Linked DNA regions of Homo sapiens: regions 2, 3, 4, 5 and 6 are each linked to region 1. A link is a contact called in ENCODE Hi-C or POLR2A ChIA-PET data. All regions are on one chromosome and are shown on one strand. Each heading gives the region's core, a stretch centred on a gene start or an enhancer-like site at or near the end of the contact. The rest is flanking DNA. Distances are from core to core; before and after follow the strand shown. Region 1 holds the start of ZNF644 (zinc finger protein 644). Region 2 holds the start of GCLM (glutamate-cysteine ligase modifier subunit). Region 3 holds the start of CCDC18-AS1 (CCDC18 antisense RNA 1). Region 4 holds the start of TMED5 (transmembrane p24 trafficking protein 5). Region 5 holds the start of GTF2B (general transcription factor IIB). Region 6 holds the start of MTF2 (metal response element binding transcription factor 2).

The links. Hi-C counts contacts between places; a loop is a spot of excess contacts on that map. ChIA-PET counts read pairs that join two places held with the same protein, here RNA polymerase II (POLR2A). Pooled maps may share reads with other maps.
Region 2: a map of CD8-positive, alpha-beta T cell shows a loop between it and region 1 (27-fold over the local background). The contact joins the promoter of GCLM here to the promoter of ZNF644 in region 1. A Hi-C loop is called at or near these places in 4 of 168 maps with a recorded cell type or tissue (CD4-positive, alpha-beta T cell, CD8-positive, alpha-beta T cell and naive thymus-derived CD4-positive, alpha-beta T cell), 1 of 37 single-sample maps with no recorded cell type and 9 of 50 pooled maps.
Region 3: a map of CD8-positive, alpha-beta T cell shows a loop between it and region 1 (7-fold over the local background). The contact joins the promoter of CCDC18-AS1 here to the promoter of ZNF644 in region 1. A Hi-C loop is called at or near these places in 4 of 168 maps with a recorded cell type or tissue (CD8-positive, alpha-beta T cell and naive thymus-derived CD4-positive, alpha-beta T cell), 2 of 37 single-sample maps with no recorded cell type and 14 of 50 pooled maps. POLR2A ChIA-PET finds 5 or more read pairs at or near these places in 1 of 52 experiments (CD4-positive, alpha-beta T cell).
Region 4: a map of GM12878 shows a loop between it and region 1 (8-fold over the local background). The contact joins the promoter of TMED5 here to the promoter of ZNF644 in region 1. A Hi-C loop is called at or near these places in 4 of 168 maps with a recorded cell type or tissue (CD4-positive, alpha-beta memory T cell, CD8-positive, alpha-beta T cell, GM12878 and 1 more), 2 of 37 single-sample maps with no recorded cell type and 14 of 50 pooled maps. POLR2A ChIA-PET finds 5 or more read pairs at or near these places in 1 of 52 experiments (activated naive CD4-positive, alpha-beta T cell).
Region 5: a loop to region 1 is called in a map of CD4-positive, alpha-beta T cell, with 6 times the contacts of the local background. The contact joins the promoter of GTF2B here to the promoter of ZNF644 in region 1. A Hi-C loop is called at or near these places in 4 of 168 maps with a recorded cell type or tissue (CD4-positive, alpha-beta T cell, CD4-positive, alpha-beta memory T cell and naive thymus-derived CD4-positive, alpha-beta T cell) and 15 of 50 pooled maps.
Region 6: a map of CD8-positive, alpha-beta T cell shows a loop between it and region 1 (13-fold over the local background). The contact joins the promoter of MTF2 here to the promoter of ZNF644 in region 1. A Hi-C loop is called at or near these places in 4 of 168 maps with a recorded cell type or tissue (CD4-positive, alpha-beta memory T cell, CD8-positive, alpha-beta T cell and naive thymus-derived CD4-positive, alpha-beta T cell) and 11 of 50 pooled maps. POLR2A ChIA-PET finds 5 or more read pairs at or near these places in 1 of 52 experiments (activated CD8-positive, alpha-beta memory T cell).

The regions. Positions count from the first base shown.
Region 1 is chr1:91,019,304-91,024,052 of GRCh38, reverse strand. ZNF644 (zinc finger protein 644) reads left to right here and starts at 2,018. Exons shown (of 6, transcript NM_201269.3): 1 at 2,018-2,063. It also overlaps the pseudogene RPL5P6. RefSeq lists enhancers at 1,112-1,661, 1,662-2,211, 2,212-2,761 and silencers at 1,799-2,028, 2,359-2,428.
Region 2 is chr1:93,907,571-93,912,319 of GRCh38, reverse strand. It overlaps GCLM (glutamate-cysteine ligase modifier subunit), which reads left to right and starts at 2,890. Exons shown (of 7, transcript NM_002061.4): 1 at 2,890-3,282. The coding sequence starts at 3,157. LOC124904221 (a long non-coding RNA gene) reads right to left here and starts at 2,728. Exons shown (of 2, transcript XR_007066230.1): 1 at 2,166-2,728. RefSeq lists an enhancer at 2,367-2,526 and silencers at 2,567-2,806, 3,017-3,376, 3,427-3,476.
Region 3 is chr1:93,343,544-93,348,292 of GRCh38, reverse strand. CCDC18-AS1 (CCDC18 antisense RNA 1) reads left to right here and starts at 2,482. Exons shown (of 9, transcript NR_034089.1): 1 at 2,482-2,569. DR1 (down-regulator of transcription 1) reads right to left here and starts at 2,386. Exons shown (of 3, transcript NM_001938.3): 1 at 1,428-2,386. The coding sequence starts at 1,647. RefSeq lists enhancers at 1,547-1,756, 1,817-1,886, 2,256-2,791.
Region 4 is chr1:93,177,531-93,182,279 of GRCh38, reverse strand. It overlaps TMED5 (transmembrane p24 trafficking protein 5), which reads left to right and starts at 1,867. Exons shown (of 4, transcript NM_016040.5): 1 at 1,867-2,226. The coding sequence starts at 2,038. CCDC18 (coiled-coil domain containing 18) reads right to left here and starts at 1,556. Exons shown (of 29, transcript NM_001378204.1): 1 at 1,428-1,556. RefSeq lists enhancers at 1,257-1,466, 2,337-2,486 and a silencer at 1,527-1,806.
Region 5 is chr1:88,888,742-88,893,490 of GRCh38, reverse strand. GTF2B (general transcription factor IIB) reads left to right here and starts at 1,924. Exons shown (of 7, transcript NM_001514.6): 1 at 1,924-2,008. The coding sequence starts at 1,992. RefSeq lists an enhancer at 1,639-1,748.
Region 6 is chr1:93,076,926-93,081,674 of GRCh38, reverse strand. MTF2 (metal response element binding transcription factor 2) reads right to left here and starts at 2,392. Exons shown (of 15, transcript NM_007358.4): 1 at 2,144-2,392. The coding sequence starts at 2,148. RefSeq lists enhancers at 2,349-2,643, 2,580-2,829.

The DNA.
Region 1 (4,749 bases), core at 769-3,268:
TGTTGTATTCATTTTTATCCTGTATCACCAAGTGTTTCTGAGCATAGTAATCAGTTTTACCCTCTCGTCGTCTTCTAAATTTCACTTGATATCTCTTAAAGTAGGCCTTATTCTTAATAACTTTTACAAACCCCATCCTGCAGAACAGAGACCCACGTCTGCGGCTAGACAGAGAACTCACGTGTATTTTTTTTTCTTTTCGCATTACCTTATTCAAGCTTTCTGTCATTATATTTTCTGCCATTCATAGAAGCTTTTGAGATCCATTTTGTACAGCGTTTCATCAACTATTACTACTTCTACTATTATAATTACTATGATTACTTTTACTGCTATTATGACTTCCACAGTATTACAATTCAGTTGCTGAGTTCTAGTGTAAAAAACAGCTTCATTAGTGAGACAAGTTCCTGATCATGGCTGAGTTCTGAATGATTCTATTTGCTTGTGTGATTTGTCTGCACATTAGTCAGTGGTATACATTAATGACAGTTATTTTCTTAGTAACTGCTTTTACAGTGATATAATGTAAGAATTTCCATAGTACATAATATTTTGTAGTAAGTCCAATAGTAAACTGAGAATGTCCAATTTTAATGGATTCTGCAAACGAAATGATCCAAAGAGCACCCCTCCCCCATTGACTGCAAATATATACGTATTTATATTTTATTGTTTACACATTTGTGTAAATGAAGACAGGAGATTTGCATTTTAAAGAGCCCAAAGAACTGTATGACTTCGAGAAAATCACCTTACTCCTCTTTGTCTCATTGGGTTACAATGAAATCGAGCAAGTTAGAACAATGCCTGGTACACAGTAAGCACTCAAAAGTGTTAGCTATTAAGTAATGAAGCAATTAATGTGTTTAGTCAAATATTTGTTGTTTGGAATCTACGTTTGCTGTTGCTGAAGGCATCATTCCATAGGAAAGAGAATGTTTCTCATTCTTGTCAAATAAATGCAGTTATGGTATATTCTTCCGAATGTCAATAACATCTTGAGGGTTTGGAGGGCCACAGTAATGACAGCTGTACAACTAAGGAAAACTTTTTTATTTTTAAATTTTTAAATGAGTAAACAGAGGTTCAGAGAAGCCAAATAATTAAGGCGGGACCAGTAGATTTCTCAAGAACTCTTGGTTAATCTTAAACATGTTAGCAGTTTCTCGTTGGCTCAGTCGAAAAACAAAAGAATAGCCCACTCAGTGTTTCTCTGCCCCAGGATCCTGTGGTGAAGTCTTGTTAAAAATGAAAATTTCCAGAACCCTCTAGGGACTGATTCTCTGAAGGGTTAACCAGCATCTCACATGCTTCTTATATAACTTTAATTCGTAGAACCACGACACTTTCAGTAATGCAGGGAGAGAGTATCCTCAGAGAGTCAAACTGGAGCAAACCTCGGCCACCTTTCAGGGCAGGCTGTCCGGGTAACTGAGATGTCACACTTGATGCTTTGCCTGGCCATCAAGCAACTCCCAACAATCTGCCCCCTTAAGATCCTAAAACCTTCCCTCTGCCATTACTCCACAGTTGTGATTGGCAAATATTGCTGTTTTCCTCAACAAGAGGAAAATAACAGAGATTTTTGCACGCTCGTGATCGTGGAACTCAAACCTGGGCCTGTTCCACCTTAAAGGGCCTAGGCATGCCTAGTGCTTGGGTCTTGCAGAGTTTGGGCACCACCATATTTGGAGCGTGCCTACTTTGGGGCGGGAACCTCCTTGGGAGTGATTAGGTCAGCGCTGGGGGAGGTGACCTTGTTTGGTTTCTGGCACCCGAGAACAGTGGTGCACTGTTTCCGCTGCCCTCGTTTGTCTAATTGGCCCAGACGCTCCACCAGCGCGAAGCTTCCCGGGAGCTCCTCGCTGGCCACCCCCGCGGCCCGCAGCCCGGCAGAGGCGGGAAAGCAGCGCGCCTGCGCCGTGGGAACCGGGGCTGGAGGCGAAAAGCGGGGAGCGGAGGGGGGCCGCTGGAGCCGAGTAGCGTACAGAGCGGCGTGTGACGCGGGGACGCCGCGTGCTCCCAACGTCGCCCCGGTTTGACGCACACGGCACCAAACTGTGAGTTTCAGGGGTTATTTGGTCAGATTCGCTGGGACCCGAGTGGGTTTCGGGCCTCTGGGCTGTGGCAGCGGCGGGACTGAGGGTGGCGGAAGAACTTGGGGGACCCGGCCTCCGGCTCTCGGGCCCGGGGAGCTACGCCCTAGGCTGGGTCCCAGCCATCCAAAAGGACGCATTTTGCCGCACAGGCTAAGATGGCGGCGGCGGCCGAGGAGGCGGAGTTGGTGCTACACAAGGAGCCCGGGCCCCGGGTTCGGGGAGGCGGCGGCCGCGGCGGTCGCTGGGGGCCACGGAGCCTGAGGTGAGCGGCGGCCGCCGCCGCGGGGCGGGACTCGGCGGGGGGATGGGGGGGGGGCTTTCCGCTGCGGCGTCGGAGGATCCGGTAGCGGACACAAAGGGGCTGAGCTGGGCACTAGACTTGGGGGTTTTGTTTAGTCACATGAAGCCGAGCAGCCAGTGAGCAGTAGGGGGAAGGGGCCGAGATCAGGCGGCTTGGGGAGCCTGGCGGTCGCCATTGCAATGCACTGAGTAACGGGGCGGGCCGAGAGCAGTCACCAACCCCTCTCGTTGAGGCTGCTCGGTTGTGGCCAGAAACGCTGGCTCTGGCATTAACTGTCTACACCCCTCCCCTTACTTGGGACAGGACCGCATAGCCCTCCCCTCCCCCCGTCCTGCAAGATCTTATGCGGCTAGGTGCCTGGGAAGTAACAGCAAGAGGTAAATCGCTCGAAGTGTTTGGGTTGCCAGGGGCTTGGTGGGTGTCCAGCTAAAGCTTTTTGCCTCTCCAGGTCTGATTCTCTGGCCTTTGTGTCCCTGGGAAGTTACTCTGCCAGAGGAAAGCAGGTGTGCTCCACTTCTCCCGTGAACCTGAAGATGAGTTGTCCCAGACTCTTCTCAGTGATTGGAAACTTAGGTGGTGGAGCTAAAGGTTACTTGTTACGAGACTTCTACAGACAACTCTTGTTGGGATCCATCTATGGTTTAGCAACATTAGTGGAAAAGTTTTCTTGAATATTGACTTTGAATATAAAAACGTTTATATTTAGACTTCAGATTTTGTGTGATCATCAAACTCAACGAGGGGATAAACATAATTGGGGGCGAATGATGGTCTTGTCTTGTTAATAATTTCAACAGAAGTATCACAACACCGCCGACTATCCTGTCCAGTCCTAATTCCACGCTTGTTGCATCTGGATGGTAGATTTGTTTTAATTGTGTATTCCCTCCCTGCAGTAGTTTGCTTTAGTTGTAAACATTTTTTGGTCCCATGAGAAGGAAAACATTTCAAAAAATAGACAACTAAAGTTTCTCAAAGAAAGGAAACCTGGCTGTTTGCCTTCAGTTGCATGTGTAAGTATCTAGGGAACTTGATGGCAGTAATATTGCATTTTGGTAGGCTTGCTAAGAAAAACCTCGTTTTTATAATAAGGCTATAATCTAGCTTAGACATTTTAATTGGTGAAGCATAAAGCTTGATTAGTATTAATGCAGTGGTATGTATTGCTTTTAAAAGTCTTACAATTTCTAACAAATTAAAGTTATACTGCAATTATATCATACTTTGTGTTGGTATTAACTCATGAAGTACAAAATTTTGAAACACCTAATGTTTTGTGTTGGCAATTAACAGAATTCCTTGGTTGGAGGGATATTTAAACACATTAGATCACTGTGTAGATCTCTGTGTTCAAACTGAAATTTGAATTTTTCAACATTAGTTAACTTTCATTTCCTTGTTCTTTTCAGATATATATTTTCTCTTTTTTTAGCTTCTAATACAGAACAGTCTTGTATTAATGAATAGGAGATGCATTAACATTAGCAAATGTATTCCTGGATCATAAAGTTTTACAGTGGAAGCAATATCAAAGAACAACTGCTCTTACCCTCCTCTTTTACAATATATTGAGGACCAGAGATGATTAAGTTAGTGGCATAATGGAAAATTGCCTTTCAGCCTCTACCCATTGCTGTTTGTATTTGTCATATTGCTGGGATGAGAAGGTGAATATCTACAACTAATGGTTAAAAAAACAAGGGAATGTTATTGAGAATACTTGTTAATTAAATATTGTTAGGTTCATGAGAACTTCTGTGACAATAAGTTAAAAACTTTCATATTGGCCTGGCACGGTGGCTCACGCCTGTAATCCCAGCACTTTGGGAGGCTGAGGCGAGCAGATCACGAGGTCAAGAGATCGAGACCATCCTGGCTAACATGGTGAAACCCCGTCTCTACTAAAAATGTAAAAATTTCCTGGGCGTGGTGGTGCCTATAGTCCCACCTACTCGGGAGGCTGAGGCAGGAGAATCACTTGAACCCGGAAGGCAGAGGTTGCAGAGAGCTGAGATCGTGGCACTGCACTCCAGTCTGGTGACACAGCAAGACTACATCTCAAAACAAAAAAACAAAAAAACTTTCATATTCTGTGGTTAACTTGGTTTTTAAAGTGACTTTCAGTGAAACAAAATCAGGTACAAAATACAGAAATATCAGATAGTTTCAGAGCAATGTTGCTTTTGAATTTTAAGGTTTTCCAAATGCAGTCTTGACCCAGAAATTGAAAAATTAAAAAACAACAACCAGGGACTTGATAAATTTCTTTGAAAGTTTGAAATAACTGCTGTTATTGCCAGTTATTATGTAGGAAAAGAAATGAGATCAATGCTGAAAATAATGGTG
Region 2 (4,749 bases), core at 1,641-4,140, 2.9 Mb before region 1:
CCATACTGCCCAAGGTAATTTATAGATTCAATGCCATCCCCATCAAGCTACCAATGACTTTCTTCACAGAATGGGAAAAAACTACTTTAAAGTTCATATGGAACCAAAAAAGAGCCTGCATTGCCAAGACAATCCTAAGCAAAAAGAACAAAGCTGGAGGCATCATGCTACCTGACTTCAAACCATACTACAAGGCTACAGTAACCAAAACAGCATGGTACAAAAGAGAGATACAGACCAATGGAACAGAATAGAGGCCTCAGAAATAACACCACACATCTACAACCATCTGATCTTTGACAAACCTGACAAAAACAAGAAATGGGGAAAGGATTCCCTATTTAATAAATGGTGCTGGGGAAATTGGCTAGCCATATGTAGAAAGCTGAAACTGGATCCCTTCCTTACACCTTATACAAAAATTAATTCAAGATGGATTAAAGACTTAAATGTTATACCTAAAACCATAAAAACCCTAGAAGAAAACCTAGGAAATACCACTCAGGACATAGGCATGGGCAAGGACTTCATGACTAAAACACCAAAAGCAATGGCAACAAAAGCCAAAATAGACAAATGGGATCTAATTAAACTAAAGAGCTTCTGCACAGCAAAAGAAACTACCATCAGAGTGAACAGGCAACCTACAGAATGGGAGAAAATTTTTGCAATCTACCCATCTGACAAAGGGCTAATATCCAGAATCTACAAAGAACTTAAATTTACAAGAAAAAATCAAACAACCCCATCAAAAAGTGGGCAAAGTATATGAACAGACACTTTTCAAAAGAAGACATTTATGCAGCCAACAGACACATGAAAAAATGCTTATCATCACTGGTCATCAGAGAAATGCAAATCAAAACCATAATGAGATACCATCTCACACCAGTTAGAATGGCAATCATTAAAAAGTCAGGAAACAACAGGTGCTGGAGAGGATGTGGAGAACTAGGAACACTTTTACACTGTCAGTGGTAGTGTAAACTAGTTCAACATTGTGGAAGACAGTGTGGTGACTCCTCAAGGGCCTAGAACTAGAAATACCATTTGACCTAGCGATCTCATTACTGGGTATATACCCAAAGGATTATAAATCATGCTACTATAAAGACACATGCACAGGTATGTTTATTTTGGCACTATTCACAATAGCAAAGACTTGGAACCAACCCAAATGTCCATCAATGATAGACTGGATTAAGAAAATGTGGCACATACACACCATGGAATACTATGCAGCCATCAAAAAGGATGAGTTCATGTCCTTTGTAGGGAATGGATGAAGCTGGAAACCATCATTCTGAGCAAATTGTCGCAAGGACAGAAAACCAAACGCTGCATGTTCTCACTCATAGGTGGGAATTGAACCATGAGAACACTTGGACACAGGGTGGGAAACATCACACACTGGGGCCTGTCATGGGGTGGGGGGTTGGCGGAGGGATAGCATTAGGAGAAATACCTAATGTAAATAACGAATTAATGGGTGCAGCAAACCAACATGGCACTTGTATACATATGTAACAAACCTGCACATTGTGCACATGTACCCTAGAACTTAAAGTATTATAAAACAAAAAGTATAGACAAATCTTATTCAATCTTGAGTTCAGAAGATAGTTATATCGGGTTTCATTATAGTATTCTTGCTATTTTTGTATATGTTGGAATTATTTACAACAAATGTTAATTGTATGTTACAGTGCATCAAAATGTGTTTAAGTAGTGGTGGTGCTTGTGGGTAGCTCTTTCACTATAATAAAAAATCAATATCCAAAAAAAAAAAAAAAAAGCAGCGCAAGCTCGTTCAATGAACTCTTACCATCATTCATTCAGCCAACAAATATTTACTCAACATCAGGCTCAATTTCTAACTTCCTAGAAAGATCTTTTTTCCCATCCCTCCCCTAATTCTTACCATTTTACCAACTGGTTCATCTCTCTTTTCAATAGCTATATTGTCCCCGCTTATAATGAGAATCTCATTTTGCCTTTAATAATCTGATTCACCTCAACGAATGTGAAAGATTGTTGAGGAAAGCTCAATACATGTTCAATTTGATGTTTATACCGAGTCCACCACCACACGTGAAATTTAATAGGGGTAAATAATCTCGACCACCTCTAAAGGGGTGGGTGATAAAAGCTTTCTGTGATCTCACCGGCTCAAGTGTCCTCTTTAATCTGAATTCATCTGGAGAATAACTGCCCTATGATGTTCTTATAAAATTACTTGTTTCCTGTGCTTAGAACTTGTCTCTGGGTAGAGTGTACGCGTCTCAAGGGCAAAGACTCAGTCTTGTTCGTTGACTTCACACACTGCCAGCAAATAATGTGAATCAATAGACCTTTAACGGATGAAGAAAAATTAGCAGTTTGGGAGAAGGTCCTTGAAGGTAGCAAAGCGAAAAGAAGAAGGGGGCGCTTGCGCATAAACAGCTGCTTCTGAGAACGAAAACTACGTAGCATTTCCGAGTCCCGGTGGCCGCTCAGGCTGCCCTTTAAAGAGACGTGTAGGAAGCCCACCCTGGGGCGGCCGTGGGCGGAGCCGCGACCTGAACGCCGGGAGACCTCACCAGGCGGAGGCGGTGTCTACCTCACCAGGCGGAGGCGGTGTCTGCCTCGCGCTGTCCTCTGACCGCCAGGGGGAGCCCTGCCGCGCGCTGCGCTCCGGGCCGCGCCGCCACGCTCTCTCGACCCGCGCGCCCGCCGCGCACCACCCGTCGCCACGCCCGCCGCAGGCCAAGGGCCAGTCACTTGCGGGCCGGCGTCCCGCAGCCCATTCGCGCCCCGCCCCTGCCCCGCCGCGGGATGAGTAACGGTTACGAAGCACTTTCTCGGCTACGATTTCTGCTTAGTCATTGTCTTCCAGGAAACAGCTCCCTCAGTTTGGAATCAGCTCTCCCGCTGCGGCCGCAGTAGCCGGAGCCGGAGCCGCAGCCACCGGTGCCTTCCTTTCCCGCCGCCGCCCAGCCGCCGTCCGGCCTCCCTCGGGCCCGAGCGCAGACCAGGCTCCAGCCGCGCGGCGCCGGCAGCCTCGCGCTCCCTCTCGGGTCTCTCTCGGGCCTCGGGCACCGCGTCCTGTGGGGCGGCCGCCTGCCTGCCCGCCCGCCCGCAGCCCCTTCGCTGCGCGGCCCCTGGGCGGCCGCTGCCATGGGCACCGACAGCCGCGCGGCCAAGGCGCTCCTGGCGCGGGCCCGCACCCTGCACCTGCAGACGGGGAACCTGCTGAACTGGGGCCGCCTGCGGAAGAAGTGCCCGTCCACGCACAGCGAGGAGGTGAGCGTGGCGACACTCGCCGCGGGGCTCCCGGGGCAGGCCTCGGGCGGGGCCGGGCGGTTCCGGCAAGGGAGAAGCGCCCGCGGGCGAGGGAGGGTGGCAGGGCCTCGCGCGCACCTGGGCTCCGCCCGCGGTCAGATGCTGAGGCCAGTGTCGACGCGACCTTGGGTCCAAACCCGCTGCCGAGGGCAACGCGTCTAAAAAACTTAGCCGGTGCAGCTGCGCACTGAGTGACACCTCTCTCGGTGCTTAAGGCTGGTAGCAAAACTCTCAAACATCCTGGGTCCCTCTTCCTGGCACGGAGGTCACAGAGGGCCAGGACGTCGCTCCGTCTCTCTCCACATCTCTCGCTTCCTTCCCCCACCCTGTCCAGGTAAAGGAATATTTTCGGAGATTATCCTTTGGTGCATTCAGATGAAGTAGTATTCATAGTACACCTAACTTTTAGAATGTTGACATTAGACTCTCTATTGCAGTGAGGCAAATGAGTAAGCACTCAATTTTGGCTTTGGAATACCCTAAATACCCTGACTTTAGTCATTACACATTTTATGCACTTATCTGTGCGTCTATGTATGCTTTATCAGTACACATTCTATGCATGTAACAATATCATTGTACATTCTATGCATGTAACAGAATATCACATGTGCCCCATAAATATGTACAAATATAATCTATCAATTCAAAAATTAAAGTTTTGTAAAAACTGGAAAATAAAAAGACTAGTCACTAGTTGGAGGTGACAGAGATTAATCTGGAATTACAAACTTGTTACCTATTTGTTGGCCATTTCTGAGCGGATAGTCATCCACTGCACATTGTGCATATTGGTGGTATGGGACAATTTTAGTATTTAAAAAATAACAAAATCTTTAGATTTAGGAGCTATATGACTTTGGAAAATTACTTTAAAGTTGGATAATAACACCTTCCTCATCAGGTTGTTGTGAGAATTAAGAGGTAATATATGAAAACGCTCACCATGCAGGCATCTATCTCCCTGTCATCTGGTTCCATCAGAAAGATAAATCTTAATTAAGAGAAAAACCTTCCTAAACTATGTGTGTTTAGAAAAACCTTCCTAAATCAGCTGTGTTCCTAAGTGGTTTCTGCTCTCTTCTATGAGATGTTGGTAACAGACCATGCAGCAGCACACGGCATCCCTCTGAGTTAAGTGCTGGACCTGTGCCCAGGCCTGTTGTTGGGGTCAGTGCCCATCAAGAGATGAGAACTCTTGCTTGTAACTTTAGTAGGAATCTGAGTCTGTACCATATTCTGTGTTCACGTTCCAGCTCAGTGTGTATGTTTTGTTTTATTTAAACCACCTACTTTGGCTGTTTCTCCCACAGATAAATATTTCTGTATTCGGTACATAGACTCTTAATTTCTTCCAGTACTGTTGGTGGTAGTTCAATACAGAATTTTGCACGTATATTGATATTATTGGGTGAAATTTTACCTATC
Region 3 (4,749 bases), core at 1,233-3,732, 2.3 Mb before region 1:
ATACACAAGGGAAAAAATAGACAACTTGGCTTTCATTTTACTTGCTAGAGTATTCAGCACACCAAACAAGTAGAAAAAAAAAAAACTAGTACTAGTTTTAAGAATCAAATATGCTTTTTCCTAGGGATTTTTCTGCTTGTGTACTGAAATGGCAGGATATATTTTAAAACTACTTTCAAGACGTCATAAAGGATTAAAAATGAATCATTTAATCCTTTTGTCAATACTGAGAGTAAAATATTGGATATGGTCAATATAAGCAGATGTGTTCTCTACTTCAGTACAACAGGAAAGTCACATTTTAAAAAGTTAAATTATAAAAATTAAGTGATAGACAACCACCTGCCTATCAAAATGATTAAAATTAATCATTTTTCCCTGATTTCACAAGCAATCAATAACTTTAATTAGATTATTACAAAAGGCAAGTTCTCACCTCAAATTGAGTACAACTCTTTCACAAGAGTACATGTAAAAATATCGCAAAAGGTACGTTCCCGAAACATTATGAATAGTAAATATGTTTCTCCTCTCTGAAACCACCAGAATACAGTCCCCCAAATCCCTATTACGGGACCAAATCCTTTCCAGGATAAAAGAAACTGTTGAAGTTTTCAGAAGTGCTGTTCCATAAAAGCCTAAGTGTATACATTCAAATAGGAATGACAGCAGGAAAGGACGGGGAAATTTTCCGTTAAAAAAAAAACTTGCATAAACTTTCAATCAAAGATTTCAAAACTTATCTCCACAGAATAGAACAAAGCAAACGACATAAAAGCAAACGAAAAGAAAAAAACGAAAATTTAAAGTTCACCCTATTCTTACAGAATGGAACAGGAGTTATTTGGTAACTCATTCATGAACGTACCATCAAACCATTTTTAGAGCAGAAAACATACACCTTTTATTTAACAACGATAAACTTGACAACGTTGAACACATTGTATGTTAAGAATTTTTTAACTCATGTGTTCAGAAAATAAATCTTTTCCTCTACATTGGTGAAAGGTCAGGTGGGGAAGGGGGTGCTCTGTCTCCACCCACGTTGAAGTTCCTCCGTCTGAATTTTAACTTTCCAAAGGAGAATTTCTGCGTTCCTTAATTATTATCTAAGTTCAACTTCAGGCAAGTAATTCTTGTTGCTTCGGCTTACCTGGCTGTAAAGTGAGATCACTCTTATTCTTTACGTTTTGGGGACGCTGACCTAAATGTTTGCACTCCTTACATGTATTCGCTGGATGAAAAGTACTGCAAAAATGCTACAAAGGGATTGTTTTTAAAGCACCGGCTGCCTACATGCCAGTCTGGCTTTTTCATTAAGTTACTTACCAGGGAAGAGGAATGGAGGCTTTGACACGAAAGGGTCACGCGATTAGCAGACTGCTACCCTAGAACCTCATTCAAACCAGCTCTCACACACGACTTACCTTGTATGACATGCTCTGGTGAGATGGTCTTCTTTTCCGATTTGTTACAAATCTCATTGGCTTCAGAAGATATAAGGTGAATGAATTCAGTGCAGCAGTTCACCACCAGCTCTCGAGCATCGTTGGCCACCCGGACATTAGGAAGAGTCTCTTTGATCATTTTATTGATAGCAGCTCTGGGGATAGTGAGATCATCATCGTTGCCAGACGAGGAAGCCATAGTACCTTCCTGTTTCTCGCGCCCCGGCTTTTAAAAACTCCCCAGCTCTGGTCCACTACTCCACCGAGATTTCTCAAAAAGTCGCCCTCGGAGAGTGATCCCGGGGGGTGCTTTGCGAAGAGGGTGCAGAAAATGAACGGAGGAGCAGCTGGCTTGAGGGCTGGGAACACTCGCGTGTGTGAGAGATTTAGGATGAGTTTGGGAAGAAAGTGGGGGCCCGAGGATTCTAGAGAGAGCACAGCCCAGGCTGAGGAGGGGAAAGCGCGGTGGTCCGGAAATTTGAGCGGCTGGGGAACCACCTTCGTGTCTCCTCAGAGGGGCGGGCGCTGTCGCCTAACTGGTCCCCAACGGCGTCGGAGCAGAGGCAAGATCCAGGGGCACTGGCCTCGCCGCGGTACCGGGCGGGTACCCAGCGGGCTCGGCTCTATAGAGCCCGAGGCCCCGCTGCCGCTGCCGCCGCCGCCAGCAGCCGTTGCCGCCGCCTCGGCCAAACCATCCTTCAGACACCCGCGCCGCCGCCTCACAACATGTCCGCCGCTGCCGCTGCCGCTGCCGCTGCTGGAACGGCGACGGCCGCCTGGGAACTAATATGGACAGAGCCAGGCACAGTGGGAGTCGCAGTGGCTGCCGCCGTGGCCGCGTAGCCCGAACGCAGATCGTGGAAGCCGAAGACGCGGCAACGGTGGTCCCTCCAGATGCCAGGGAAGGTTTGCAGGAAGCCGCTCCCGACACCCTTTGCGCCACCGGAAGCCTCGTTCCCTCAGATTTCCCCCTCCCTCCCGGACCGACTTCCGGGTGTGGCTGCCGCCCTTCCCCCACCCACGCCGGCGGGAGCCGCCCGTTCGCGCTGCCAGCAGCTTCCGCCTGCTACGGTCCTGGCAAGCACCTCGGGATCCCATTCCTTCACAGGGACCCTAGCCAGGCAAGCGCGCGCCTCACTGTACCGGAGAGCTCCAAGCACGCGCTTGGTCTGGGGCCCGGACGCTACATCTGGGAAGGGGTGGGTGGCTGGGTAGATAGGCGAGGAAGGATCGTCTCTACCCTCTCTCAAGTAGCTGAGGCCTCCGAAACCTTCCCTAGCTGGATTTGGGGACAGAGGAGCGCTGGTATTGATAAAATAACTCTCTTTGCTATTCCTTTAGGAGCCCAAATGAGGATTGAAAGTGAGAAGAATGGGACCTGGGCTTGGGGGTGGGAGGTGGGGAAAGCAGAACCCCGTGTGCCTGTTTCTGCGTCGTCTGGAGAAAAAGCTTTTCAAGATGTCTGATAGACCTTATTCGGTTCAAAGCTCTCTAAAGTCCTTCACCTTTTTTTTTTTAAACTTCATGAAAAATGAAACATTTCAGAGAAGTTACTTGCCTAGAGGCAACTAAGTCGCCTAATGGCTAAGTAGGAAAGCAGAAGTCAGTTCCAACATAGTGGAAATGGAGTGGAAATGCATGGCATACAATGAGCTATATTAGAAGGTTCCCATTTAGACAGTTTTCATGTTGTATTCCATGTTGGCTTCTACAGGGGAAAAAAGTGTTAGAGCATCTTAAGCAACTGTTTTTACTTCTTTCCATAGTGACTAGTAATATCAACAGGTGTCAAGGTCTAAACAGAAATTGCATTTAAAAAAAAAAAAAGTGTGTCAGCCAGGCGTTGTGGCTCATCATACCTGTAAACCCAACACTTTGGGAGGCTGAGGCAGGGGGATCACATGAGCCCAGGAGTTCAAGACCCGCCTGGGCAACATAGTGAGACCCGTCCCTACAAAAAAAAAAAATATATATATATATATATATAATATATATTTATATATATAAATATATATTCCAACATCCCACTGTTTATAGTATAGCCTCTTCTATATGACAATATGAAACACGGGTTTTTTTTTCACCAGGCTTGGTGGCAGGCACCCGTAGTCCCGGCTACTCTGGAGGGCGAGGTGGGAGGATCGATTGAGCCAGGGGGTCAAGGCTGCAGTGAGTTGCGGTTGTGCCACTGCACTTCCAGCCTGGGTGACAGAACAAGATTCTTTGTCTCAAAAAAGATAAAAAAAAAAAAAAAGTAAAAAAACTGAGTCTGTCATACTGTCATGTGGAAGAAGAGGCTATACTATAAATAGTGGGATGTTGGAATTTCTAAAAACTAAACAAGACACTGTTGAAATCCATTTTGTCACTTTGGTTCATCAGATTCATTACTCTTGATACATATGATGGCAACTGGCTTGTTGACAGTGTTTTCTTAAAACGTTCTGTCTGAGCCCTATATGCTGCTCTCAAGAAGACATTACAGTTTATTATGCTATTTTTTCATTTAGCATTTTCTGCAGGACAACTTACTGGTTCTTTAATTTCTGAAGTGTAGACACTTGTTTTTCAGTGCTACTAAATTTAGTCAAAACAAAATTTCTTTGATTAAAAACAGTATTTTAATTAAATTTTCTTCAGGCTGGGCATGGTGGCTCATGCTTGTAATACCAGCACTTTTGAGAGGCCAAGGGGGGCGGATCACTTAAGCTCAGGAGTTCGAGACCAGCCTGGCCAACATGGTGAAACCTCACCTCTTCTAAAAATACAAAAATTAGCTGGGTGTGGTGGTGGGCACCTGTAATCCCAGTTACTTGGGAGGCTGAGACAGGAGAATCGCTTGAACTCTGGAGGCAAAACTTGTAGTGAGCCAAGATCGTACCACTACACTCCAGCCTGGGAGACAGAGCACGACTCTATCTCAAAAAAAAAAAAATACTTTATGAAGTGGTGGGTTTGTTTTTTTTTGTCAGTTTACTGTTGATTTAAAGATTTATTATGGTGCCTAAATTTATCTTGACCTTAACAAGTTTATCCGTCTGAAAAAGCTGGCTGGCAAAAAATGTCCCAAGTTGTCACAGTGTCACTGACCCTTATCTTGTCTCTCCTGAAAAAACTATAACTTTGCTTTTTCATGTAACATTTATGTTTATAGACTTATGCTAAATAGACGAGTAGAGCACACATTATTTCAGTAATAGTTTATTGCTACAGGCTTCTGTGGTAGCATAAACAGAATTGAATGTGTAGTAAGAGTTGTAGGTTCCAGTCCCAGCTTTTTTTTTTACTTAGACAAGTCACT
Region 4 (4,749 bases), core at 618-3,117, 2.2 Mb before region 1:
CAAAAATTCTCAGATGTAGGGAGGAAGATTAAAAAGAAAACTCCCACCTTATGGAAAGAAAGTGGCAGGAAATTAAATGAGATACTATGTAATCTTAATAGACAAACTGGTTCTATCCTCTTTCCCTTTTTTGTTTCCACAAATTTGCTTCTGCTTAAGTGACAAGACTCTCGCAGACAAGTCAATAAATCAGGTCCCCATCCTGCTTTACCTATTCAACATCTCTAGCTCTCTGTAGGATGGTGAAGGAGAAAAGGGTAGAGAAAATTGGGCAAATTCTATAATACCATTTGGTACTATATATTTCATCTTAAATCAGGTTTTAGTTCAACATCTGTGTATTGCCATGCAAGAAATAACTCCCAGTCCGGGCGCGGTGGCTCACGCCGGTAATCCCAGCACTTTGGGAGGTCAAGGCGGGTGGATCACGAGGTCAAAAGTTAAAGACCAACCTGGCCAAGATGGTGAAACCCCGTATCTACTAAAAATACAAAAAAATTAGCCGGGGGTGGTGGCGAGCGCCTGTAATCTCAGCTACTCGGGAGGCTGAGGCAGAGAATTGCTTGAACCTGGGAGGCGGAGGTTGCAGTGAGCCGAGATCGCGCCACTGCACTCCAGCCTGGGCGACAGAGTGAGACTCGGTCTCAAAAAAAAAAGAAAGAACTCCCTAACTCTTCTGCAGTAGCAATGAATATATTTGATACTAAAATGTTTTCATTTTCCTAGTGGGACATTTACTGTCAAATGAATGTCCTTAACTTCAATTTACAGTAGTTACCCAAAAAAGGCTATCTTCACTGACTATGCATACCTAGAAAAGCACATCATCCTACTCACCGACCTTAACAACATCATCTTTCGGCCCTAATTAACAATGTGTTTGTAGGTTTGCACACGCACACCCATCAAACGAAGGACAAGTGTTCTTTTATACCCTATGTATGTGATACAATGGGCTGTAGTCGAAAAAGATTCCTCATTTTGGAAAGAAGTCATAACTTTATGTAGTAGTCTCCTGTCTCAAGATCGCTTGACACAGCTAATCTTACATCCGTCTGAAAGAAGCGGGGGCGGGGGTGGGGGACGGAAGTGACAGTTTCCTCTTTTTTTTTTTTTTTTTAATTTTATAGAGACAGTGGCTCGCCATATTGCCAAGGCTGGCCTCGAACTCCTGGGCTCAAGCAATCCTTCCGCCTCGACATCCCAAAGTGCTGAGGTAACAGGCGTAAGCCACTGCGCCCGGCCTCCTATTTTTCATCAAATAAAATACAACCGTTCAGAGCAGCATGCTCAGCAACCACGAGGACCAGTCCCAGCGCATCCAAGGTGCCGGGAGGGAAAGGAACAGAACTCCCCCAGGTAAGCCGGTTTCCCCACGCCAAGGCGCAGTCGCTCACCACCCAAATCGTCGCTGGGGAGAGACCCACCCGGCGACTGCGCGCTTCGCACTCGAGTCTGCGTTAGGAAGCCTCTGACCCTTTCCCGGGCCCCTGCGCGTGGAAGCCTCGGACACAACTCGGAGAACCAGCGAACCCCGGCAGCACAGAATTCGAACCGCCGCGGGAGCCGTTGGGACGCGCCTACCCGGTCACTGCCCCGCCCCGGCGCAGACTGCGTGAGGCGCCGCCGAAGGCGCGGGGCTTGCCGGGGATCGTGGTCGGCGAGCGCGCCCGAGCCCACTAGCGGAGCCCGCCCGGGACTACATTTCCCACAATTACCGCCATGATGCCCATTGGTGGGGGAAGCCATGGGAACCGGAGGCCGTCAGGGGGAGAGGCGGGCGGCGCTCACGCCTGGCCTGAGGGGGCCGAGACTGAGGCGGTTGCGGAATAGGACTGCTAGCCCCGCCCAGAGTCCCTACCCTTTGGAGAACTGCGCTTCTCTTTCGGAGGGAGTGTTCGCCGCCGCCGCGGCCGCCACCTGGAGTTTCTTCAGACTCCAGATTTCCCTGTCAACCACGAGGAGTCCAGAGAGGAAACGCGGAGCGGAGACAACAGTACCTGACGCCTCTTTCAGCCCGGGATCGCCCCAGCAGGGATGGGCGACAAGATCTGGCTGCCCTTCCCCGTGCTCCTTCTGGCCGCTCTGCCTCCGGTGCTGCTGCCTGGGGCGGCCGGCTTCACACCTTCCCTCGATAGCGACTTCACCTTTACCCTTCCCGCCGGCCAGAAGGAGTGCTTCTACCAGCCCATGCCCCTGAAGGCCTCGCTGGAGATCGAGTACCAAGTAAGTGCGGAGGATAAACCAGCCTCCTTCCTTTAACCCAGCTGCACTGCGTTGTCGCCTCTCACCCGTTTAGAAACTTCTGGTGGACGGCCCTGGTGGTGAAGAGGCGAGGGCCGTTCAGGAAGCCAGCCCGCTCCGCGCAGGCGCGCGAGGCGAGGCGAGGCTCTCGCTGGGGCCGGGGACCCAGAACTTAGGCTGGACCTGGAATTGATGACTACCCGCCTTCTCCCCTTTCCTCCGGTGGGAAGGAGGCCAGAACTGGTGATGTCGCTGGCTTTTCTCTTTGTTTCCTAATTCGCCCACTGCTTTTCTTAGCCACTACACGCTCTCATACTGAGAATTTCACAATGCAGAACTGATACACGTTCTCCTTCATCATTGGACAAGGTGATGACACTTGTTTGAATCACCCCCACCCCTTTCACACAGTTCAGATGTTACAAATCACTGTCTTTGCTTCAGTTAAGGGTTTTTGGATTATGATCGTGTAATTGGCATTAAGCCCGATTTTGAAATTTTTTGGAAGACGCTGTTGCTATATTTAATGATACATTTCCGTTTAAGTTATATATCCATTATTTTCAAAAGATCAAATCGTATATTAAAACTTTATAACCTTTCTTTTCATTTTTTCATTGAGCATTGTAAGCATTTCCCTCGTGTCATTGTTTTTTTTTTTTTTTTTTGAGACGGAGTCTCGCTTTGTTGCTCAAGCTAGAGTTGGAGTGCAGTGGCGCTATCTCGGCTCATTGCAACCTCCGCCTCCCGGGTTCAAGCGATTCTCCTGCCTCAGCCTTCCGAGTAGCTGAGATTACAGACGTGCGCCACCATGCCCAGCTAATTTTTGTATTTTTAGTAGAGACGGGGTTTCACCATGTTGGCCAGGCTGGTCTCGAACTCCCGACCTCAGGCGATCCACCCGCCTCGGCCTCCCAAAGTGCTGGGATTACAGGCGTGAGCCACCATGCCTAGCATGTTTTCTTTTTAGTATCTGCATAATATTCTTGCTGGGAATTACCTTATTTTATGTAGTCATGGTGGTAGGGGGTAATTTCTTAGAAGAAATCTTGTTCGTTCCACAGCAAATTCCGATGTTTTCAGGTAGCAGTACAGGGGGGAAAGAAAAGGCATTGATGTGTTTCATCTTTCAGTTTTTTAGAAGTTAATTATAATCATCAAATGTTAATTTTTTAAGTTGATGTAGAGAATTGTTTTTAAATACCAGGTACTGTCACATACAGAGCAAAATAAAAAGTTGTAGAATTTTTTATACGATGGAACTTTAGGATTAAGTTGTATATAGATACACACGATAAGCACAGAGAATAAAATATCTAAAATCACATAGTGAGCAAAACTGAGGCTAAAACTCAGTGTTTCTTGATTTCCAGTAAAGTTCAAAAGTTCAACATTTACTGAACAGTTAACACGTGCCAGGAATTGTGCATGGAGGTGGGGGAGACGGAGGGGGAGCTGGGTTGTGCGGGATGTAGGTAAAAGAGAAAGAAAGAATCCCTCTTCTCAAAGAGCTTAATAAAGGTTACTGGCTCATAAACAGGTAATTTCAATAAAGGATGGCTAAGTACCAGTAGAGGAGGGTCACTTCTAAGGGTTTCAGAAGAGGATTCCTGGAGAAAATAAAATTTAATCCAGAAAGATGCTTAATTGAGACGAAAATGCCAGGAACAAGGGGCATTTCAGAAAAGCGAACAAAAAGATCCATAGTTCTTAAAATACATAGTGTAAGTGGGGATGGTTAGTGTGTAGTGGACACTACAAGTACTGAGTTTGTATTAGACTTTAAGACATATAAAGTCTAGGGTGGGAGTAGCAGAAAAGGACATCGGAGAGGCCAGAAGGCTGGGGTCATTAAGCATGAATCATAGCCTTGTTTGCCGTGCTGAGTAGGTTTTCCTTAATTTTGTACAAGTCCATTTAAGATTTAAGCAGATCACTGGATGCAGTGTGGAAAATGGATTTAAGGAGAGCAAAATTAGAGTCAAGGAAACTAACTAGAGGGCTAGTGAAATAGTCTAGATAAGAAAACAATTTGTATTAATAAAAAAATCTTCAGTATTTACACACATATTAGGGAAGATATCTATTTTAACTACTGTCCTCTTATAGTTAAGAGCACCAGCTCTTAACCTTAGCCTGGGTTCAAATCTTGACTCTGCCTACTTAAAACTTATGTGATCTTCTCACTTGTAAAATAGAGATAATAATTGTAACTACATCATAGAGTTGATTTGAAAAAGCATGAGTTAATAAATGCTCATATTCAGTGTAAAGTAGTCTATTAAAAAATGCTCATAGATCATCCCTGACACATAGTAAATAATCAATGAATGTTAATTTTACATTTATACCTCTATAGTTATGTAGCTGGCTTGGTTTAGCTTTATTCTTTACATCTTTAGTCACTCTTAAAGGGACTGTTCCTTTTTTTTTTTTTTTTTTTTTTTTTTTGAGACAGAGTCTCCCTCTGTCACTCTGTTACCCAGGCTGGAGTGCAGTGGCGCG
Region 5 (4,749 bases), core at 675-3,174, 2.1 Mb after region 1:
CTAGATTTGAGTTCCTAAAATCCTGCCTCTCGCACCCCTTTTTCTTTCTAAGGAAGCTAGTATCTCCCACCTTCTCAAGAAAACAGTGAGTGCTCCATTACATTTAAATCCCATCCCCAGATGAAGGAAGCAGTCATTATCTTCTAAGTTCTCAGCCCCATGAAAACCACCATGAAAATACCAATCCCCGTATTTTCAAGAATAGTTGTCAGCAAAGTGTTGCCGCAGGAGAATACTGTCTGAAGGCAGGGAACCTAAGGCAGATTCACACTGATTTCCTAGAACTAAATCAAATGGAAAACCCCGGCCGGGCGCGGTGGCTCACGCCTGTAATCCCAGCACTTTGGGAGGCCAAGGCGGGCGGATGACGAGGTCAGGAGATCAAGACCATCCTGGCTAACAGGGTGAAACCCCGTCTCTACTAAAAATACAAAAACAAAATTAGCCGGGCGTGGTGGCAGGCTCCTGTAGTCCCAGCTACTCGGGAGGCTGAGGCAGGAGAATGGCGTGAACCTGGCAGGCGGAGCTTGCAGTGAGCCCAGATCGCGCCACTGCACTCCAGCCTGGGCGACAGAGCAAGACTCCGTCTCAAAAAAAAAAAAAAAAAAGGAAAACCCCAACTTTCCACACCTAAGTAACAAAAGAACCAGACGTTACTCCCTTTGCAACCCCCTCCCCACTACACAACCACACACACACACACACACACACACACACACACTTTAGCCGTGTGGCAGATGTGAAATTGAAAGTATCTCTGATTCGTTGCTTTCTGCAACCAATCAGACGCTTGCATAGGAGTGTAACTTTGTAACTTCACTTTAGCCTCTGATTGGTTGCTTTCCACAACCAATCAGACTGATTGTGGAGCCACTACTTCATTTACATAGGGTGTACACCATGTAACCAATGGGAAACCTCTAGAGGGTATTTAAACCCCCGAAAATTCTGCAAAAGGAGTCTTGAGCTGGTATTACCTTTTCGTTTTCAATAAATCTCTGCCTTTATTCCTTCATTCTTTCCTTAGTTTGTGCGTTGTGTCCAGTTCTTTGTTCAAAACGCCAAGAACGTGAATACTCTCCACCGGTAACTGTTATTGTTGTTAGTAATAGTGGTATTACAATTTTGACGTTAGTTTGGCTAATTAATAAATCTAGGGATATTTTGCAATATCTAGATGTTCTCGCAAGTTTTCTATATGTAGCTATCAGCCAACGTTACAAAGGCCGTGAAAAAAAAATGATCAGAGCATGGCCCATATCGTCGTGCCTCTTGTGTACACATTGGTTTCACGTAGTTTTGTTTCATCTTCTGCCAATTCTAAAAGGGTATGCAAGGCAAGATACCATAACCTATATAAACTTACATGACCTGTATAAAGGACGTGCCTAAGAAGACAACATGCTAGCTGATGACAGATCCTGAACAGACACCTGTTCTGGATGACCTAAGTGAGTTTCTCCTTTTATTTCAAATTTCTTAGAAAGAATCACCCTTGGGGCACGTAAGAACTGGCTCAAATGGGAGTGCCTGACGCGGGGTGGGGGGCTGGGGGCGGGGTAGGTGGTGGCCGTGAGAAGGTAGCCGTGAGAAGGTGGGAGAGGAAGGGGTGGTTAAACTATTAGGGATGCAGGCTTTGGCACCACTACGAAGCCAGGGTTTTCTTTGTGTTTTAACTGTCAGATTGAGAGTAGCTCTGTTGTAGCCCCTTTGCAGGGTTCCCATGAGACTTTTCCTAGGTAGTTACGTTGACTCGCTTAGCAACATAGCAAATTACAGAAACGGAGTAAGAACGTAAGAAATCGCAAAGCACGTGACGTATGGGATCTCACTGTTCTTGGCCCTTCTCCCGACCCGTAGCCCTGCTCTGCTACGACTGCGTGGGTGAGTCGTCTATAAAAACTCATCTCTGCGCGTCTCTTCGCCACATTCGCTTCCTGCTTTCGGTGTGTCTGTTGTGTCTTGTTGCGGGCACCGCAGTCGCCGTGAAGATGGCGTCTACCAGCCGGTTAGTATGTCCCGCCGAGCCCGGCGAGCTGAGGGGCGGGCGCGAGCGCCGCCGGCTTTTAGGCGGCCTCCGGGCAGCCTCGTAGGGCTGAGCGCCTAGGGGTATGGGAGAGAAGCGGCGGGACTGGCCGACGGGCCGGGACAAAGGCACTTCCAGACGGCAGGACTGTCAGGGTGTCGCAGGGGTTACCGAGCTGTTGACGTTATTGCCCTGGAGTCTTATGTAGATATCACCCTATGTGGGTCCTGGTGGGCTACTGTGTCCCCAGTCCTTGCCCTCGTATCTTTTCCCAATATTTCAATCTCCCTTTATTTTCTCTTCTTCCCACCCTCCCTCCTCTCCTCCCCCGCGCCCCCCCCCCCGCTTGTTTTTTTCATCTACGGCCCAAACAACCCGAGGGTCCGTAATTTCTCCTTTTCAAAGGAACGGGAAACAGTTAGTTTCAGGTTCCTATCGATCTGACAGCTAGGAAGTTGGGAACGTCAGCATTGGTAAGCCAGATGGAACCTGGTTGGTTACCATCACAGCGGGCCTCGGAAGTGGAAGCTAGAGCCATCGGAAGAGTTGATTAGTTCCCTGCTAAAGGATTTGTTTACAAATATCGTTGCCTGTGTACTTCTGAAGAAAATCTTGCCAAAGAAAATTAGTTATATGTGCTGGGAGGTCGCTTTTTAGTATATATTTAAGAATGCAGTGTACTCATATCTACAGGAAATGCATGCAGTACCCTCAGAAACAGCCTTTAATCTTGTGACCTGAAAAATGCTTGCAGACCCTAATTATGTCTCTCATTACCACTGTGAGGTAGATATTAGTATTTTTGCATAAGTGTAAACTGAGTCATGCCAATGTTGACTTTTCCAAGAGTCGTGTTAGAGTGTAGAGTCTAAGACAACCTGTTTCCTGTTATCCACACCTGGCCTTTGGTTAACTAATCCTGTGTTGAAAGTATCAAATTAATTCTACAGCTTCTGGAACTCTGGCACTATTTTTCTGACCCTGCTATCATCTGTGGAATTGGTTAATTTCACAGTGAAAGCCATTTTTACAAAATAGCCTTTTCTGGTAACTGCCAAGACTTACATTTTATGATTAGAAAAGGAATTTGGGGTGGGAGGCAGCTTTAGCTAATATACTGTTTGAACAGAACTCATAAAGCCAGTGACACTCTTGTTTACTGATTCTGATTCTTGGATTGGATGCTCAGTCATTCTATCTGGGTGTTGTTCTGTCGGGTAAGGCCTCCTTGTAGGTAAATGGAAAACTTGGGCTCCCCAGATCACTCAAATACGACTTAAAATTCTACCATGGCTTTTTTTTTTTTTAATTCTATCATGGCTTTTTAAGTCTGAAATTTTTTTCTAGATATGTGCAATTTATGTATCATAGCAGTTATTGCTCAAGTTTTTCTATCAGTGACAACAAAGAAAGTTAAATGCAGTATTTTTTATTTTATGGAACAGGCCTGGGCTGAAGTGTAGGTGGCACGATCATGGCTCACTGCAGCCATGACCTCCCCAGTTCAAGTGATCCTCCCACCTCAGCCTTCTGAGTAGCTGGGACCATAGGTACACACCACGTGCCTGGCTAATTTTTTTATTTTTAAATTTTATTAATTTTTATTTTTGTGGAGACAAGGCCTAGTTACATTGCCCAGGCTGGTCCTGAACTCCTGGGTCCAAGCAGTCCTCCGGCTTTGGCCTACCAAAGTGCTGTGGTAACAGGCATGAGCCACTGCGCCCAGCCTAAATATAATATTTCTACCTTTTGCATGTTTTTCCCTCAGGAAGGTGTATTGTCACTAGGCCATGAAACTGGCTGGTGTCCTCACAGAGGAGTACAAATGTTCTGAGTTCAAATGTAAGCTCCGCCACTTATTAGTTCCATGACTTCAGGCAAATCATTCTCTGAGCATAATTTTTTAAATGTGAAATAGTGCCTTTCTTGCAGGATTGTTGTGGAGATTGACAATAATAAATGTATAACACAAGTAATACAGTCCATGCCCAATAAATGATAGCTATAAAATGGGGTTTGGGATTATCTGGTACTTGAGTAGTCTCGAATCGTTTTAATGTCAGTGGTGGTGGTTTCTCTATTCCTCCCTATTGTTTCTCTCTGTTACCACCTTCACCACCCCATTTGTATGGTTCCTCTTCTGTATTGTGGGTAATTTGATTAAGTTTACTAATTTAGCATACTTTTATTTTGATAGGTAACACATACAAATGGTCCAAAAGCAAAATTGCAATAGACTAAAACCATGAAAAGTAGTCTTCCTCCTTTCCTAGCTCCCAGCCATCTAAGTCTCCCTGGATCAGCCATAATTACTAGTCTCTTGGTGTTTTCCTAGTGTTTATGCTTTAACAAATGTATAGGAATAGTTCTAACCTCTCTTCCCCCACGAAAGTGACCTAATTTAAACTCCATTCACTACCTTGCTTTTACCTTTTTTTAATGAAGTTAGCACATTTTAAAAGTGGGCAGCTCAGTTACAAAGTGAGCACATACATATAGCTCCTACCCAGGTAAGGAAATCAGATACCACTAGCACTAGCTAAGACACTAGCAAAGTCTCTGTCCTCAGTCATTCCCCCTCCTTTGAGAAAACCACATCCTGATTTCTAACTCCATCAATTCATTTGGCCTGCTTTAAAGTTGTCATAAATGGCATATGTATTCTGCTGTCTAGATTCTGTTAGTATTTTGAGGTTCATCCATGTTATGGTGTATGGTTAGTT
Region 6 (4,749 bases), core at 1,143-3,642, 2.1 Mb before region 1:
AGCACTACTCTAACATATAAGAAATATCCACAGGGAAACTTTTACATTCCAATTTAGGATGGTTATACTGGATTTCACAGCAATAAACAAATTTTCCTGAAGAACAGGGAAAACAAAGTACAAAAATATTAACCATCAAAGATCGTTCATGGAAGTGTCGACTAACTAAAACAGCAGTTAAGTTTTACTTTCAGAACCATCAAGCTACAGATGTTGGTCATGGCAACTCCTCAGAGGCAAATTTCTCTGTTAAAATATAGATTAACAATATACTGTCAGTTTCCTCAAGTCAGATGTAAAGATTATGCTGAAAAATGATTAAAGCAAATTATCCTTCAAAGATCCCACAAAAAGGAATATTTATAATCCATGAAATCAAAGAGTTAATGACCCACAGTAAAATACACAGAATGTCTTTCCTAACAGAGCTTTGAGGCAACGGGGATGATTTAAAGAACTATTAAATATAATTGTGTCATCTAGAAAAAAGGCTTAACAAGATGATTTCTGTACAACTAGTTCTAAAACTGTGTATGCATTTCATCCTGATAGTTACACATTTCCGTTAATACCCACTAACATTATAAATGTAGTATCAGGAAGCAGGTGTGTTCTTAATTCAAATATTTAGAACATTTTTAGCACTTTAAAAAACTGCAGGTGAACTAATTTTAAAATGTGAATTCAAATACATTTTTATATTTAGGAATCTGAAAAAACAAGTCATTTTGTATTCCCTCTCAAGTTATAACTAAACTATAGGGCACTTAAAGCCATCAGTCAAAACAACTCCCTTTAAAGCATTTTCAAATCTTAAAAAGGTTATTGTGAATTTAATTACATTTTATCCACATTAACTACTTCTACATACAACTATCTTTGAAATTTACTGACAAAAAAAAAAAAAAAAGGAATTCCCAAGAGAGAATGAAACCATGGAAATTGAAACCAGCTTGTAGGCTAGGTATACAGGAGGGTCACATGGAATCCATCTGAAGGAGAAAGTAACTACTATTACTACCGGAGGTTCTGAAGTCAAATTAAATCAGGTACTATTTACATATTTCTAGCTCTGTACTGACCTCACATGGTGCCTTCCTATGTATTACACACAGGCCTAGCTAGGTTTTCACATTTAAGTTAGTGTTACATGGTTTCTATCTTTAACCAAAGTTAAATGTTTTAAAGAATAGAGTAACATTCCATAAGCCTTTTCCCATTGTTCACAAACCCTTGCTGTTAGTCAGATTACCCCGATAAATCCATCTGTTCCCTCTAATTGCTTCCAAAGAAAAATTCTAGCAACCAAGGACACCAGATTGTAAAACACAGAGTTAGAGTTCTGGCACTACCGAAATATGTTAAGAAATCTTGGCAAATTGGTTAAAATTCCTTGAGCCGTAATTACCTCAGTTGTAAAAATGAATACAATACAAATCTACATCCTAGACGTAGATTATATGAGTTAGGTTTAATTAAACACAAGAAAAGCCTCATATTTTTGGTGAGCTCCAAATATAAGCTACCTAGCTTTCCCCCATCTCACTTTCCCTCCCACCGCTTCCCTTTAAGCTTTCAGGTTGTGCTTCCAACCTCCACTTCAGTGTGTTCCCCTTATCCTTACCAGCACTTACACTCGACCCCCTTTACTCCAATTCCATACAATTCCACCCTCCGATTCCAAGCTGCTACTTCCCTTTGCGCACTGCTAAGGTCCCAGGCAGCCCTCCACTCTGCTCCCCACATTTCCCTCAGCCCCCATTTCCCAACGGCTCCTCCTCTCGGCTCCCCACCCCCTCGTCACCAGGTTCATCCTGCCCCTCCAACCGTCTCCCGCCCCCAGGTTCCTTCCTGCCCTCCAAACACAGCTTCCCCGTCTCAACGTTTCATCTTGTTCCTCCAACAGACTCCCCCAACGACCTCCTCGCTCCTTTAGTCCCTATTTTCTCCCAACACTCAACTGACTACTCCTCTTCATCCATTCTTTTCAATATACACATAAATGCAAAGGCACCCACATACAGGAGCCCCCACCCCCACCTTGGTCCTCCATCTTTCCCTTTTATACTTGCTTCCTTTCTTCCTCCTTCCCCCAACCCCCATCTCCTCCGGAAGAGTCGGTTCCCAGGCCAAGGTCTCTCACCTCATTCGGTCACTTCAGTGGTGCCAACCGCTTCATACAGGAAAAAACAACCAATCCGTCCCCGTGGGCGCTTCCCCTGCGAGTCCGAGCACTTACTGGGCACCCGCCCCACCGGGTACCCGGCACATATGCACGCACAAACCGAGGTCCTTGGAGACAAGGGTTGGGGGTAGAATGAGCGTTCTTACACCGGCCTCAAACACAGCCCACTTCAATACAGCCCCTCGCCATTTTGGTTTCCCGCGGACTGCCGGTGCATTCTGGGAGCGCGGAGCGACTCCGGTGCCGAATGGCAGCTCTCCAAAGCCGCGGGGGGGCAGGGACTGCGCGGCGAGCGCGGAGGAACACCGCGCCCTGCGTCCCCGACTGGGGCTGAACAAAGAAGGACTCTTTAACGTTGCAGTGAGGCTCAGTCCTTCCGCCGCCGGGGCTAACACAATAGTGAAAGCTGCGCTCCTGATCGTCGGCAGGCTGGCACTGTTATACAGGAAAAGGGTCGTGTGCGACCTTCGGTGTGCGTGGTCGTAACGGTGCTCTGTGCATCTTGCTGGGCCGATTTCTTTTCCCTGGAGAAAACCTTAACTGAAGCACGTTTCCTCTACTTTCATCCTAAGGCCTGCTGTTAGAATTTCCTTCAGAGGGGAGAAGACCCAGGATGTCGAGATTAAATTTTATTCAGCGATTCACTGTCCAGTCCCAAACTCCTTATCAGGAGCTGCTTTTATGAAAGACTTTCAGACGATTTTTTTCCTAACGATGAAAGGTTGTTTTCTGTTTACCCGCTTTGCAGTCCTTCCTAGTTGTAATGAAATCTGAGAATAGTCCCCTGCAAAATGGTTTAAGAAAACAGAATTGTTTATTAGTGCAGACCCTTAGCCTGCCCAGATTCTGCTGCCTACAGGGGTCCCAACTGACAAGCTGTGAGATTGTATGCTTGTCTCTTTAACTTACACCTAGATACAACCCAGCTCCTCTTAGTAGCCACGTGTGGAATCTTTATTTATAATTTCGTCAAAATATTTTTAAAGCCATTTTATATTTTTGTCCCATATTATGCCACAGGGATAGTGAACACCATATTTTTTCTGTCTCTGAAAAAGTACCTTTTGTGGTCTAAGCTCATTTGGCTCATACTTCAAAAGGGGTTCCCTCAGCCTGTGATCTCAGAATTTGGCAAATAAGCATATTCGTTTTATCCAATACCATTCAATACTTTAAATATTGTGGTCATACCCTTCCACTCCTCTGCTTCTCCTGAATAATAGTCCTAATCTTTTAAGTCTGTCTTCTTACTGTACCCTCACTGTATCTACTTACCTACTACCTTTCAGGTTTCACTTTATTTCAATTCTCATCATCGTCTCTCATAAATTCGTCTTAAGTGACCTTCATACGTTGGCTGAGGAAAATTTTGACTTAAAAAAAGCAGATGCAGCCGGGCGCGGTGGCTCACACCTGTAATTCCAGCACTTTGGGAGGCCGAGACAGGCAGATCACCTGAGGTCGGGAATTCGAGACCAACCTGATCAACTTGGAGAAACCCCGTCTCTACTAAAAATACAAAAATTAGCCAGGTGTGGTGGCACATGCCTGTAATCCCAGCTACTCGGGAGGCTGAGACAGGAGAATCGCTTGAACCCAGGAGGCAGAGGTTGTGGTGAGCCAAGATCGTGCCATTGCACTCCAGCCTAGGCAACAAGAGCAAAAACTCCATCTCAAAAAAAAAAAAAAAAAAGTAGATGCATTCCCATTCAGGAACGTGGCATTAAGGTAAATAAATAAATAAAATATTAAAAAGTAGATGCAGTACAAAAATTAATAAAGATATTGCACAAACAGATATATTTGCTGTGCAGCTAAGCCTAATCAGAGAACATCTGTTTTGGAGAACGTTTGGTCTAAGTTTTCCTCAACATTTCTGTAAAGTGGTCACCAAGCCTCAACTTCAAAATCTTCAGTGATTCAATACTTCAGACGCATTCATTTCCACCTCAGAAACTCTAATAATTTAGGCTCTTTGGCTACACAAAAGTATTCTAATCCCTTATACATTAGAGAAGTAAATTATGCCTCTATCAAAAAAAAGTGTTATTTTTCTGTGCAAACGTGTGAGTACAAAGGTGTAAGCAAACCAAGTGTTCAGAGATTTAAGGACACTCAGGGAGTCACAGTCAAGTATAAAGAATACCTGTCAGCCAGCCACCAGCAACTCACTCCTGTAATCCCAGTACTTTGAAAGGCCAAGGTAGAAGGATCACTTGAGCTGGGGAGTTCCAGACCAGTATGCAGTCTGAGCCACATAGTGAGACCCTGTCTCTACAAAAAATTTAAAAATTAGCTGGGCCCCTGCCTGTAGTCCCAGCTATTCAGGAGGCTGAGGTGGTAGGCTTACTTGAGCCACAGTGAGACTGCCTCAAAAAAAAAAAAAAAAAAAAAAAAAACCTGCTGTAGTTGTGGTTCCTCGGAAATATAGAGTGAACTCTGATCAGAGTAAACTGTACCCTTTATTGTTGTATGTATTTCTGTGATCATCCTTAGGGTGGTTCATAAGTATTCTGGTTCCCCTCTCTTCCAGACACATAGTAAAATTGCACTCTGGCCGGGCG